Linked DNA regions of Mus musculus: regions 2 and 3 are each linked to region 1. A link is a loop called in an ENCODE intact Hi-C map of the cell type or tissue named here. Cell type or tissue: left cerebral cortex. All regions are shown on one strand.

What was found. Hi-C counts contacts between places; a loop is a spot of excess contacts. Peaks named below come from ENCODE experiments on the same cell type or tissue, not always from the same donor. Only the 100,000 strongest peaks of a DNase experiment are listed, where the experiment ranks them.
Region 2: a loop joins it to region 1, with 4 times the contacts of the local background. A loop is called at or near these places in 12 of 42 quality-filtered maps.
Region 3: it touches region 1 in a loop (2.6-fold over the local background); 2 of 42 quality-filtered maps call a loop at or near these places.

What each region holds. Positions count from the first base shown.
Region 1 is chr8:61,221,153-61,226,152 of GRCm38, forward strand. Sh3rf1 (SH3 domain containing ring finger 1) reads left to right here and starts at 3,019. Exons shown (of 12, transcript NM_021506.2): 1 at 3,019-3,194; 2 at 4,680-5,000. The coding sequence starts at 4,774. In left cerebral cortex, CTCF peaks have their summits at 2,889 and 3,462; DNase peaks (open chromatin) are centred at 2,278, 2,744, 2,956, 3,470 and 1 more place; H3K4me3 peaks cover 2,655 bases; H3K27ac peaks cover 1,920 bases.
Region 2 is chr8:61,383,766-61,388,765 of GRCm38, forward strand. Sh3rf1 (SH3 domain containing ring finger 1) reads left to right here. Exons shown (of 12, transcript NM_021506.2): 11 at 812-1,164. Among named protein-coding and RNA genes, the nearest start is that of 5730405A17Rik, 42 kb to the right of the region's middle. In left cerebral cortex, CTCF peaks have their summits at 957 (motif pointing right) and 3,039; DNase peaks (open chromatin) are centred at 2,971 and 3,251.
Region 3 is chr8:61,513,825-61,518,824 of GRCm38, forward strand. It overlaps Palld (palladin, cytoskeletal associated protein), which reads right to left. Exons shown (of 22, transcript NM_001293772.2): 19 at 2,711-2,918; 20 at 2,045-2,210; 21 at 1,379-1,512. Among named protein-coding and RNA genes, the nearest start is that of Cbr4, 29 kb to the left of the region's middle. In left cerebral cortex, a CTCF peak has its summit at 2,535 (motif pointing left); DNase peaks (open chromatin) are centred at 2,053 and 2,520; H3K4me3 peaks cover 496 bases.

The DNA.
Region 1 (5,000 bases):
TGTTTGTGTAAAAGGTGGTAGGAAAGAGGGAGGAAGAGAAGGGAAGAAATCAAGGATGGCTTCTAGGTTTCTAGTCTGAACAACTGGCTAAATACTGCTCTCCTTTACCAGCGTCCTGACAATGAGAGGAAAGACAAGTTTTGCAGAAAAATGGCTAGACACGCGAACGTGCGTGTAAGAACACGGAGGTACCATATTAAGGTTTATCTGAGTATTTGCATCTGGGATTTTACCAGGCTGGTTCCTGTTAGCACTACAAGCAATAGATGCTCGAGTTCTCCCCTTCCCCTTTCCCGTCTGAAACTTGGGGATAATTATACGTCTTGCTGCTTTGGAGGGATGCTGAGAAGATAAGTGAGATAATATATAGGAAAAGACTTTGAAGTCTTTGGAGGATAAGAGGCTGTCATTATTAAGTCGGAGAGTGTTTATATTTTTCATGTGTCTGCTCAAAGCCTCACAGGTCGTAAGCATAACAGACATTCTTTCCTTCATGCTCCATTCCCAGAAACAAGACGAGCAGGCTTTTCTTCCTCACAGCCCTTCCCTTCTGAATTCTCTCCACAGGACGTTCAGTCACTAACATTTTGATACCTGGGAAGAAAGGGTCGGGAGTACAGCTGTTAACGATAACGATAGCTCCATGCAGATTACAAAGAACTTGTATATCTTCTTTACCACTGTCAATTCTGTTCCAAACGTCACAGTTAAACCCCACCAGAGAGGCCAAGGAACACAGCCTTGAAGGAAGGTCTCTCTCCTCTCTCTCTGTTGCAGACCCAACAGCCTCAGTCTCTCAAGTACTGAGACTAAGGGCATATACTACCACACCTGGCCAACAGGTCCTTATGAGTTCTAAGCCAGCCACGGCTACATAATGAGACTTTGTATAAACAACAAACAAACAAACAAACAAAAAGCCAAACGGGTAGAAGAAATAAACTTTCTTTCTCTTTTAAGGCATTATGACTTGAATGTAAGCTGTCTCCATGGGCTCATGTGGCGAGGTCTTGGTTTTCAGATCATGCACTTTGGGAAGATGCTTGATTTCCAGGGGTTTTGATCTGATCAATTTATTGATCTCTTCAAGGATTCATATGATGGCATTATTAGGAGGAGGTGCAAAGAAGGAGGGGGACCCAGAAGTAGTCAGTGGGAGTTTGTCCTTGGGGGCTATCGCTTGGCCTGGCCCCTTCTTGGGTTCTCCTTCAGCTTCTTGTTTGTCTAAACATCTCTTTTCCACATCGATGTCTTGTGCAAGTAATTATGGATGGAACCCTCCGAAACTTAGAACTAAAATAGCCCCTCCCCCATTGTCTCTGTCTGGCATTTCATCTTGCGATGCAAGATGAAGCAACACAAGAGATTATGTGATTAAGGTCCTACCTTTTCTCCGCCCCCCCTCCCCCCAACTTTTTTTGAGGAAAGAAACAGGTCTTGGAATGCAGAGAGCTGGAGTAGAGTCCTACTCTGTGATGTAGGGAAGTTACCCAAGTGGACCTTCAGTCTTAATACCCCCCAAATCAGTCTGTTCCCTGACTCTGACTTTCCAGTCTGCCCAGCCTTCATCTCCAGTTTCTGCTGCAGCGTTAACTGGGCCAACACTTTCAGAATGCTGTTTGTAGTTAACTATTTTTCTCCTCATTCTCTTCATCCATTTTTTTCCCCTTGCCTTTTTCAGCTCAATATAAACACATACTTGTTCTCCCTCTAACGGGAAAGGAAGTGGGCAATTATTTTTGGTATTCATACAGTCTAAGTCTCAGCATATTAATCTCTTTAGAACAAAGCTGGGAAGGATGACATAGAGAGCTGCTGTGAGGATGGAATTAATACGTTTAAGAGTTTAGTACGGTGCCTGGCTTAAAATGACTGATGATTGCTACTTGCTATAATTTTATTTTCTTAACTTGAATGATACTCACTTATCTATTTATTATTATGACTTAGCTGTGGCTCTGGTTGGAGATGAACTGATAACCCGAGATTCCTTTTCAATTCCTTATCAGCTTGGTTGGTGGCCTGGCAAGAATTTCATACACGATCTCTCTTGTGAAGTTACTTTTGGTAAACTGACAGTAAGTATAAATGAATCACACTCTTTGACAACATTTAACGCGTCTCTGAAATAAGTTTGACAAACAAGCCTACACACACACACACACACACACCCTTGGACACCCCTTTTTGCAAGCCCACATTTCAGAGAATACAGGTGTGTGCCCGGGGCAACAGAAACAGATTACAGAGATGATGATGATGGCTGCCTCCAAGGCGCAGATAAAAGAGGTATCCCCTAGCCAGCTTCAAGGCGCCGGCCCACCTGGGTCAGACTTTGAATTCACCCCATTTTAGGCAGGTAGGAAGAACCTCCCCAAGACTGGCTTTAATCTCCCACCTGTTTTTCTAGTTTTTTTTTTTTTCTTTTCCCTTTCTCATTCTGAATTTTAGGATCCGCATTTCTCCAAACTTGCTTGGATTTGTCTCCCTTGGCTGCTGCAGTGGGGGCTGATTGCTGGGTGGAAGAGGCGGGCCCCGGGATCCATAGGGTGGTCACTAACCCGGACTCCAGAACTAAGGGGTCTCACTTTGCTCTCTCTATATCCACCCAGGCAGTGTGCACGCCCAGCAAAGCGCGATCGGTTCCCGCCAGAGCCACTCCCTTCCCAGGCCACCGGGAAGAGTCGGTCTCCAGGCACCGGCCAGGCGGAGCCGGAGGCCGGCAGGGCGCCCTTGCCCCAGCCTCTTCCTGGTCCCTCGGCGCCACTCCCACCGCCCTCCTCCTGGGTAGCCCAAATTTGCTCGGGGTGCACGTCCTCGGGGCGTGAAGGCGCGGGTCCCCGAGCCTTCCTCCCGCTAAGTGCGTCCCCGAAGCTGCCGCCCGCTGGGGGCTCCAGCGCGGGTCCCCGAGCGGCGGGCGGCGCTGTGGTGCGTCCCTCCGGTCCCCGGGCGCCCGCTGCGCGCTGCCTCCGCCTCCTCCTCCTCCTTGGCGGCGTCGCGTTCCCCCGCCCTCCTTGCTGGGCGGGTGGGAGGCGGCGGCGGCGGCGTGCTGTGCGAGCGCGCGCGAGGGGGGCGGCCGTGAGGAGGCTCCCGGTGCCACCGCGGCGGCCGAGCCACACGGGCAGCGGGCTCGGCGGGGCTGCATCTACCAGCGCTGCGGGGCCGCGAACAAAGGCGAGCAGCGGAGGCGCGAGGTAGGGTGCGCGGCGAGTCGGAGACGCCGGGCGCGGGGTGGTGGCCGGTGGTCGCCCGCATCCCAGTGGTGCGCGCGGGTCGGTCCCCGCGCTTCCCCTTTGGGTCTCCGGGACCTGCCGGGAACGAGCCCCGCGGCCTCTCTCGTCTCTTCCGAAGCCTCTGCCGGGCCTTGGGGCCGCTCTCTCCCCGGACACAGCCGGGTCCCTTCTGCCTCTGGGGTGGCAGTCTCCGGGGACTGTCGCTGAGCTCATCCCCGCGGGGTCGCTAGTCTGCTTCCCGCCGCACTCAGTGGCGCTGACTTTGGCCAACTTAAGGCTGCATCTTTATTTTTCTTTAAGTCCTTGAAAACTTCCACCGATCGGTGTTGGGCAATTTTTTTTTTGTCCTGGATTTGACCTAAAGGGAGGCTGAGAGGAGGCAGCTGGGTGAGATTCCCTGTTTCTGGAGCTACCCGGCCGCAGCCTCAGCTCCTAGGACCATCTCTGTCCCCGGCTGGCGACACCTGGCTCTGGGGTGTGTTTGTGGCGAGCACCACGCCAAGGGGTTGGGGGCTACCTGTGCCCCACCGTGGGAAGAGGGGCGTACCCTGGCTCTCCCCAGAACCGACTAGTCAGGAACAGCTGTTAATGTAGCCTCCAAATCCTTTCACCCCCTCCCCACCTAGGCATCTACATTGGTTGGGGTGGTGGTGGTGGTGGGGACAGCGATGCACCAACTGGCTTCAAATACTCTTTCTCCTGAGGGGGCCGTTTTTCAGATGTACCCAGAGTTTTAAGCCTAGCATTCATTCCATCGTCGAATTTTGGTGAACATTTTACTAGATTTTTCTGAATGGGATTAAGACAAGCGGTTCAGAAATCTGTTTCAGAGTTTGTCAGCCATGCCGGAAAGGGTGATTTTTCTTGTAGCTATTTTCAAGCAGGTTTTGGCTATATCTTTTAGAATTGCCGACCATCAGCTCTGGGGGGTGGGGGGTGGGGGGCCTTAGATAAGATTAAGCTGTCTGTTCTCAGACAGGGAAGACACATATGTATTTAATATTGGGATCATTCACCCAGGGCAAGGCTTCTTAAATGATAACGGTGGCTTAAAAATTGGGAAGGTCGTTGGACTTAAAAGTATTGTTTTAGATAGAGGAAACTTCCAGTCGGTTTTGCTTAGGTTCTCCAATAAGTTGAGAACTTCATTAGGCAGCCGATATCGGTCTTTTATTGCTTTTTCATAAATCCTGTTTATTGCTTGCTAGTTCTTGCTGCCCAGTGAGGTTCTAGATACCTTCAGGGATTAGTAGGGAATCGTTTAAGAAGCCTGTTGTGTTTTTAATTGTTGACTTTGGAGCTCAGAAACCACATTCCAAAGCCAAGCTGGACTATGCAGAGGAAGCACTTTTGTGTACTTTTTGGTTCTTGGCTCCACTGTGAACTTTTCCCTCAGATAACAACAGTCATTTTTCTCTTTCCTCCCCTCTCTCCCCATAACTCCAGAGCAAAGTCTGAAATGGATGTTACATGAATCACTTTAAGGGCTGCGCACAACTATGAACGTTCTGAAGCCGTTTTCTCACTAAAGTCACTCAAGATGGATGAGTCTGCCTTGTTGGACCTTCTGGAGTGCCCTGTGTGTCTAGAACGCCTGGATGCTTCCGCAAAGGTCTTACCCTGCCAGCATACCTTTTGCAAACGCTGTTTGCTGGGGATTGTGGGTTCCCGGAATGAACTCAGATGTCCCGAATGCCGGACTCTTGTTGGCTCTGGGGTCGACGAGCTCCCCAGTAACATCCTACTGGTCAGACTTCTGGATGGCAT
Region 2 (5,000 bases), 160 kb after region 1:
AACCAAGGGACTAACTGCGTCCACAGTAAGACTGGTTTGGCTCCTGTCACTGTGGCTGGTTAAATGTAATCAAGGCGGTGACAGGTAAGAAGTAGTCTAGCCCTTGACTCTGAGCAGGGCATCTTTCCTGAGACTGATTAGGCTCCAGCATGTTGACCCGGAGTCAAGTATTACCAGGCTTGTATTTAACCCAGTACAACAGTTGGCTCCCATAGCAGTGATCAGAGGACAGGACAGGCAGTATTTGCAGAAATTAAACCCACAGTCTGAAATTTCCACCTTATTCTGCAGTATCTATTTGTGCTTTTATTACTCCATCGATTGAGTTTGTGTGTGTGTGTGTGTGTGTGTGTGTGTGCGCGCGTGCACATGCACACACATGGCGTAGTGCCTGTGTGGATGTCAGAGAACAGCTTGTTGTTCTTGGTTCTCTTTCTGCCACAGGGAGTGTGGGGATTGAACTCAGGTCTTCCGACTTGGCGCCAAGCTCCTTTACCCACTGAGCCATCTCACCGGCTACTTGTACTTTTATCAAAGTAAAGTACAAATTGGTTTAAAAAATGTTTTTGTTTTACATCTTTTTAATCTGTTTATCTTGCTGCCACAGTAGAAGATAATAATGAACTAGAGAATTTCCAACACAAACAGAAACAGGCAGGCAAAAAAGGGAGAAGCAATAAGCAAGAAGGTCAGCTTAACACTACACAAAGGCTACCCCAGAAGGTAACGAATAACCCTGATGCAATCAAAAAGTGAATCGGAGTGCCGATCTCCAACTAATACCCATGTTTCTTTTTTTTTTTTTTTCCAGAAAGAAAAAAAGGGCCTACTGAAGCTGCTTTCTGGTGCCTCCACCAAACGCAAGCCCCGAGTCTCCCCTCCAGCATCACCTACCCTGGATGTGGAGCTGGGTGCTGGGGAGGCTCCCTTGCAGGGAGCAGTAGGTCCTGAGCTGCCGCTAGGGGGCAGCCACGGCAGAGTGGGGTCATGCCCCACAGATGGTGATGGTCCAGTGGCCGCTGGAACAGCAGCCCTAGCCCAGGATGCCTTCCACCGCAAGACAAGCTCCCTGGACTCCGCAGTGCCCATTGCTCCACCACCTCGCCAGGCCTGCTCCTCCCTGGGCCCAGTCATGAATGAGGCCCGGCCTGTTGTTTGTGAAAGGTGAGTCCCGCCGCTCTCAGAGAGAGAACGAAGACGTAAATAGCAAACTTAGGCTAGAATTTTTATTCTGATCTAGAAGGTCATTTTCTACAACGTCCTAAACTCTCAAGCCTGATTGGTAAATGACATAGGAGCTCAGGCTTTCTTTTTCTGTTACTTACCAACACACCAGTGTTTCCCCTTAGTTAACACTTAATTCATAGCCACATGATATCTGTCAGTCACTAAGTTTCTAAGCCAATGGTTCTCAGCCTTCTTAGTGCTGAGACCCTTTAATACAGTTCCCCATGCTATGGTGACCCGCAGCCATACATTGTTGTTACTACTTCATAAATGGAATTGTGCTACTGTATGAATCAGTTGTCCGGAGGTCACAACCCAAAGGTTGAGAGCCACTGGAATCCTTGGTCTGTTAAGAGCTTACACTATTACCTACTGGAGGTAAAGCACCCACCCAGAGATTGTTTTTTTCCTGTCTCCTGAGACAGAACACAGCGTAGGTTCCCATGGCTTTCTTGGTTCATAGACTCAGAATGATCAGCATTCTTAGAGCGATTTTGGCTTTGAACAGTGCTTACAAGTAGGGGTTCTGTTCCATGCAGTCGTGGGGGGGTGGGGGTGGGAGCCTCGGGTTGTGTTAGGGAAGAAAACATACTTACTAAGACAAGTATCTGCCAGGAGGAAAACTGGAAAGTTCACTGCGACTCATTACCCGAGGAAGCAGCATGCAGTGAGCGCATTGAAATCTCTGTTCTGTTTTCCTATAACATAAACATTTAAGCCTCATCTGTTTTAGTGTCTCTGTACACGCTGTTCCCTCTAGACTTGAATTGTAGAAGATAAACAAACTTCCAGTTTGGAGAGATGTTCCCTTCAGTTGGCATTCTCTCTGTTGCTGAGCTGGTGACGGTGTCCTCATGCTGCCCTGGCTAGACTCAAACTCCTGAATTCAGGCAGCGTCCACCTCAGCCAGCCTAGTGTCTGGCGCTCTTGCTGTGCACCACCATGCCTGACTTGTAGTCTTGCTAGGAAATGGTCGTTTAAAATGGTTTAGGCTGGAGAGCTGACTCAGCAGTTAAAAGCATGCACTGTTTTTGCAGAGGACCCAAGTTCAGTCTCCAGTCCCAGGGCAATCACTGCCTGTGGCCTCTTTGGTTACCTGCGTTCATGTGCACACATCCATACAGTCACACACATGCATACACACAACTCTTAAATAATAATAACAACAACAGCAAAATGACTTAAATTCACTTTGCCTTTGTATTTCAAATGGAACTGTATAAACATTTGTATTGAAGCCGCCTGATTTTGTGGCACTTTTATTTTTTTCTTCGTGTTTTCAAGACAGGGTTTCTCTGTATAGCCCTGGCTGTCCTGGAACTCACTCTGTAGACCAGGCTGGCTTCAAACTCAGAAATCTGCCTGCCTCTGCCTCTGCTTCCCAAGTGCTGGGATTAAAGGCGTGTGCCACCACTGCCCGGCTCAGCACATTTTCAATTAAAAGTAAACTCTAAAAGTGGAGAGCCTATGGTTATAGAGTACACTTTACTACACATTTTCATAAAGAGCTAAAAACTTTCTGTACTGTAGCTCTGACTGATATTAAGCCAGCTTTGAAATGACATGTTACCCTAAAAATGTTCCCTCCCAACACAGAGATCCTTCTGTTCCTCCGTGTCCATTGTGTTCTCAGTAAAGCTTTGAAACCGAGTCCTGGCTTCGCTCAGCTTTGATTCTGGAGTCAGCCTTCCTCCTGCAGAGTCCCCAGTGCTGCTTTCCAGGGGCACTGCCTCCTGTCCCTGGAGCTAGTCCAGCTACTGTGTACTTACATCCCGTCACAAAGCCTAGCTCTCCCCCTCTAGGCATTGAGCTGCAATTTTCCCTCATGCCCTGAGGCCCTTTGCTGCCCGGCACCCCCACCCCCAGCCCTTTGTGGAATCTGTGTCTATTTGGAAGGATGGTTCACATTGCCCACAGTCTCCCCAGGCCTTGGCTAGGCACGGCTGCCTCCCACCACCCCCATTGTGCATTCCTTTTCAGTCGCCAGATGTCCGTGATCTCTGTGGCTTCTGCGTTCCCAGTCTCTCCTCTTAAAAGGCTCTTTCTAACAGCAGGCTGGGCCTTTCAGGCCATCTGAAAGCAAAGCTGCTCACCAGACAGGTGATGGCGTTTTGGGAAGGAGAGAGGCACATCAGATAGGGAACATGAAGAATTTAATGACGGGACAGATGGACCTGGGCACTCTGGAAATCTCTGGCAGGTTTTTATATGACCATTTCAATTTTTAGGAGAGGGAAGGGGGTCCTTAGGAAAGATTTCAGCCCAACTTTATATTTTTATAATCCATATGCTCAATGGAATATTAAATGTAATAGCCAGCAACTTTCCACTGCCCTTTGCCTTCACACAGCGATGGTAATGGTATTTATTTAACGTGGATGCTTAAGTCCACCTGACTGTAAAAAACAATGGGAAACTGTGTAGGAAAGCCATCCATTATCCCCTGAGGATGAAGGGTTTTGGTTAATAGAGAGCTAGCAAGCATGTCATTAAGGGATTACCTGTTTGCATATTTCAAAACTTCCAACACAAGGAGAAGCACTTAGAGCCTCAGATGGAGGAAGTGTGATTCCGAAAGCACTTGAAGTGTTGAGTCCCTTCACCCACAGGCTACAGAGCAGCAGCACTGGCCCTGGCCAAGTGCAGCAGCCCTGGGTTTGTCCTATGGGACTCGGAGAGATTTTCATGCAAGCAAGTCTCAGAGCTTAGTGCTAAGACAGATTGAGCCCACATCCATCTGCAGAGTGCAGCAGGAACAAGTGAAAAGTCCCCTGTCCAGCCACAGCCCGAAGTCCTCCATCGCCAGAAGGTGGGGGTGGGGCTAAAGGTTTTTTAAAAAAAAAGTGCTGTCAGTGGAAAGGAGCAGTCACGTGATGTGGAGAGGCACAGTCTCATAATGAGGAAGGATGGACCTTGAAGTGTGTTGACAGGTCCTGGTGTCAGCTGAGAGAAATTCTCCCGGGGAACAAAGGGATTCTTTTGTGTTTGTGGGAGAGACTGCGCAGAAAACAAGCAAGAAATAGCCTCATCTCCTGGAGGCAGAGGCTGTCTAATTGATGACAGCAGAAATAATAGAACAAATATTGTTAGGATCTGTTTTAGAAGGATGGAGGAAAAATAATTTGGAAATTGCAAGGTAGGAAGAAACAGTTTCAGAAGAGACAGAAAATAAAAGTATGTTTGACAGTTTTCTCACACACACACACACAGATGCGCACACGTGCACACACGCACACCTGCACACGCGTGTGCCCACATGGCTTAGGAAGGGGTCACAAGTCACCTTTTCCTCTATGTATTTTTAAGTTTAGGAATTAAAGCAATAGATACATAGCCTACAATGGAAAAGAATGGTGGTCTTTGATAAGGGATTAAACTAGCATACTCAGGAATATTCCAATTGGATAGTGGTAGATTTGCAGAAAGGCAGTCGGGCTTAAACAGCATGATTAATTTCTTTGAGTCGGTGACAATGAGTCCACTGGGTGAAGCAATGGACATAATTTATTTGGACTTTGCACGTGCTACGAAGCCAGCTAGTATGGTTTTGCCAGCAAAATACGTAATTGGATATTTGATTGCTGTGGTAAGTGACAGGAAGCAGGGAATGCTTAGTCGCTGGGACCAGGTTAAGAGAGTGCTTCTCAGGGTCACAGGGACACTCGTTACGGTTATATGAAGTGAGATTAAAAATGACAACATGTGAACCAGAGAGATACCAGTCAAGTCAGGCGGGGAAATGTAAGAAATAGAAAACTTTATGGTATCAGAAC
Region 3 (5,000 bases), 290 kb after region 1:
TTGCCTGCATGTAGGTATGTGCACTGAGAATGTTTCTGATGACTATGTGTGTGAATGTTTTGGTTGTGTATGTGTGTGTGTGTATGTGTGTGTGTGTATGTATGTATGTATATATATATATATATATATATATATGCACACTGAGTATATTCCTATTGCCTCTATGTGTGTGTATGTGTGTTTTGCCTATATGTATGTACACTGAGTATGTTCTTGGTGCCTGGGAAGCCAGGAGAAGGTACCAGATTACCCTGGTATTAGACAGCTAAGAGCTGCCATGTGGGAGCTGGGAACTGAGCCTGAGTCTTCTGCTAGACCAGGAAGTGCTCTTAACTGCTGGCTACCTCTACAGTGCCCCACAGATGGACTCTGGGTTTAAGAATGAACAACCATGGTAGAGATGTGGACAATGCGGAGGCACTTGTGCATTTTGCTTCCAGGTGTCCCAAGTCACTGTCTGTCTGTGCCTGTGGGACTGGGAAGCCAGGCAACACAGAAAGTTTTGTTCTTCTAGTATCTGCAGAGTGGAAAGTCTCAGAGCAATTGATAAGTTTCCTATATCTGACCTAGATTCCTTCCCTTTTTTTTTAAAAATAATAATCATAGTTAGGAAGTCTAGATAGATCTCAACATTAATAAACTGAAGAGAACCAGACATCTGAGAAAGTTTCAAAAGACTATTACTTTCTCAAGCAGAGGTAATTTTCTTGGAATTAAAAGAAATATTTTCTAGTGTTTTTATTTATTTATCTTTATATCAATGGGTCATATAATTCTGTTGTAGTCCTGAAATTGAGTTGGTAGGGTTTTTTTTTTTTTAATTTAGGATGCATGTATACAAACACACATACACACATTCAAGAGTCTACTGCCAAGAGCTGCTGAAGATATTTTAATGAGGAAAGCGCTTAGCTATGTAAGTCCACATTCCAGAATCAAGGTATAGCCATGTTAAAACTACCCCAAGACACGGAAAAAAATATGATTTGGGAGGAAATGGTTAGAGACAGTCACTTGCAGAATACACAAATAAGAAAATGTGAAAGATGCGGATGCCTTTATGTTAACCCCTACGATGCTGAAGTGAGAAAGGCGCAGCTGACCAGCCAGCCTAAGAAACCAACATGCACATCTCGCTAATCAATCAAAGACCCTGGAGATACTTGGGTGTTTGTTCTCCTGGAAGGGTTTCACTATTAATGTCGGGAAACTACAAACAGAAAGAGAAAGAGTAATATGAATTTTTTTTTGGCAAATAAAATCCTGGCATATTAACTTAGAAATGTAAAGCTTAGAGTAATGAGATATATCACTCTGCCATCTCATTCTTAACCATTCAGTGTGTGAAATGCACCGAGATGAAATGAGGCGCACTCACTGTAGACATCCAGCCGGGCAGTGCAGGACACAATGCCTGCTTCGTTCTTGGCGGACACAGTGTACCACCCAGCGTCTTCCTTTGTGGCTCCCTGGATGAGCAGGCAGATGTAGCCATGATTATCCTGGTGCATGCTGCGGAAAAAGATAAAGTCATTAGGGCTCTACATTTTTAAAAAGTGGCTTTGGACATGAAGCATCATTTTTAATTAGGTCATTAGAAACGGAATTGTGCGAGCAGCAGATAATAGGATCATACTTATTCTAGAGAGGCAGCTAGCCCCATTAAGTTAATGGGAGAGCAGAGCAGACCTCAAGAGGGCGAGTAAATCCATGCACTAATTCTTAAGGGAAGACCCGCCTTTACAAAACCACAGGCTGGGCCACCACCATGGGAGCAAACGAATCTATCTTTTCTTTCTGATATACACATTTCAAAAATGCAGCCAGGTTAAGTCAGAATCTGCTTTGTCACATCCCAAAATTGCTCTCTTCCAAAGCTTAAGCCTACATTTGGACGAAGTGTGGCTCTCGTCTTGCACATCACTGATGATAACGTACATGGCTTTTACGCTCACCGATTTGCATGCAGTATCTGATGCGTCGTTTCAGCTAGCACCGGGACTGTGCAAGTTCTGAGGTAGACGAAGCCACCGTGCAGTCTTACCTTACTCGCTCAGTGCTGTGAGTGAGCGATTCATTTTCTTTCTTCCAAAATATCTGAGGTGGCGGCACTCCCGAGACACGGCATTCCAGCCGCACTGGGTATCCATCAGCAACCCCCGTGTTCTGTAGCTTCTCCATAAACACAGGGGCCTTGTGTGCTTCCTTAGCTAAGGGAACACGAGAGGAATGATCTGTTAGTGGCATGCCAAAGGGTCACTGCGAGGAACTCGGGAGCTTTAGAAAGATGAAGTACTGTTTTCACGTCGGGTGGTAAGAGGTTAGCCCTCCCCTCAAGCAAAGGTCTGTACGCTTCATTCCACTCACGTTATTTCCTCAATTAATTCAAGACTGATAGGCCCACATAGTGCCCGGCCATCTGCTCCTCAGAATGCCTGCCTGACAGGCCTCAGAGATTCGGAGTCATTGCTAGCAGCTGCGAGAGCATTGCTCTAATTAAGTCAACAGGCTCGCACAGGCCTTACCTACTGCTGCCACCTAGTGGTGCCGAGTATTTCAGCACCAGGATTCCCTGGCTGCCACCTGAAATGCCTTTTTTTTTTTGAAGATTTAAAATTTGGAACTCATAAAGTCATTACTTGACCACAGAATTCATTTCTTTGCCCACTAACTTGTTTCAGCAGTGAGAAAGAAATCACAGGCCACCTACCAGCAACCACAAGCTCCAGGTTAAACGAGTTCTGTCCTGCTCTGTTGGTGGCAATACATGTGTAGATGCCGGCGTCCCGGGACGTGACTGGCTCTATAATGAGGGAGTGGACCCCATTCTCACGGACCAGCATCTTGTGAGCACTGTCGGGGCGTATGGGCTTTCCATCTAGTTGCCAGCTGAGATCTGGGGTTGGTAACCCACTGACCTACACCAGAAAGGAGACACACATGAACTTCTCCAGTAGTAAAACCATCAAATCACCAAGAGTTACGGATCCAGAGTCAGTTCGTCCTCCGGTAGCACAAACAATGGCTTTTCCATGTTACTCTCTTGTTTAAAACCTTCCCGTGGTTCCCATGAGCACTGAGAGATACACTTCTAAACATCTTTTCTAGAACAATTCGGAGGTAAGTAAAACGGGGATTAAAACATATTTCTGTCATCTTCTTACCTCACCTAAGACTATAAACATTCCCAGGTGATGATGGCACCGAGCTCTGAGCTCTTTGGAAACACGGGAGGTGCAGCCTTTATAACAGTAACACTCAGCTGGAAAGCTTCCCACCAAGGACTGGCCATCACCATGGAGATGCATGTGACACAGACCTATTATTATTTTATAATCTTTGAAAGTGAATAACCAGAGCAATTTGAAATTGCCCAGAAAGTCAGACAAATTAGCATCACAATGGAGACATCCTGAAAACCTTAAGAGCTTGGCAGTTGTGTTGAACAGAGAGCAGGCCAAAGCATTCAATGGCTAGTCCCCCTTGCATTGTTAAAGGGAGGGGCAGTGGCCATCTGCTGGCTTTGTATAGGGCTGCCCTTGACTTTAGGATAGAAGAGAAGTGAGGAAGAGTTGATATTCCTCCTTCCTCCTACTCTACTAGTGGGAAATGATGTATTCTGCTACCCAAAGACTATTGGATCATAAAACAATCATAAAACTATTGGATTATGAAACGGTTCCTTTGAAACACTAGCCTTGTCTAAATCAGCCAGAGAACCCGTACAGTTCCTCCTGCCCCATGGTAAGTACTCATTCCTGCTACCAACAAGGTGTCTCGGACACATGTAGTCACATCTGGAGAATGTAAGGGGAAAAAGCGCAATTACGTCATGGGTTAAAGGGGTGGGGTTTCGAAAGAGCAGTAGTTAGGAAGTGGTTTCTCCTCATGTACCCTCTCCCCGTGGGAAGACACTAGAAGTGGTACAGAAATATCAGAGTAGATAGATAGTTATGACTGGGCTCCAGGTCCTGGGGAGCTTATAGTTTGTTCCCATTTTTCTGGGTTTGATAATGGACAAGCAGGATTTGTGGCCCTAGGGCAGGAAGGTGTTGACCGGGTCCTTTCAAAACAGGAAGTTTGCAGAGGAGCAGTTCCAGGGGGCGACGTTACTCAAGCAGAGTGAGCATGCCCTGTTCTCGTCATTGTCACTGCAGCTCTCCCAGTGAGTCAGAGAGCAGAGCATAGCACAATATGGTATCAGGAACTAAAGGTCACCACAGGTCGGCCACAGTCTGAGCAGTTGGTCCTCTTGATCCATGTGCAGACGCAGAGAGAAGAGCACACTTGTTATCTATCATGAAGCGTTCCCACCGAGCAGGCTTACAGCTGAGTGAAGGATAGAGCCTGTGAATGTACTGCAGGGGCTGTGGCGGGAGGGGCTCCATTCGGTGTTTGACTTATTATGACTTTTTCCTCTTTCAAATCTTAAATACACGGAAATTTTCCTTCGAAGTAGGTAGCAGTGTGGCATGTCTGTTCATATGGCTGGACACCTGTGTCCTTTCTTTCCTTCCTTCTTGTGGCCTAGGCTGGTGTCGAATTATTACGTAGCCAAGAATGCTGTTGACCTTGTGATCCTCCCATTTCTGCCTAACGCAGTGCCAGGATTACGGACTTGTGCCACCATTCCTGCTGACTTCCATATTTTCTCTATCCAGGTCATATCGTTATAGTGAATTCAACTAGTGATTATTTTAACTCTCAATATCCTTTTAATGGCAGAGGTGAAAGGATGTCTATGTTGCTGCTTAGAGCAATAGATAGTTATCAGAGCGCTACATATCAGCATATCGGCCACACCCACTCTTGCTACCTGCTTTTGTTTTAAGATCAGACTTGCTCTAATTGTACTCCTATGGGATGCAGTGTACATTAAAAAAATTACACATTTTCCTTAGTTTCTTTCCTTTCCTTGTTTTTCTGAAACAGGGCCCGTCTGTGTAATGCTAACTGGCTTATGTTTCCCTGTGTGTAATCAGGCTGGCCTGGGTCCCTGC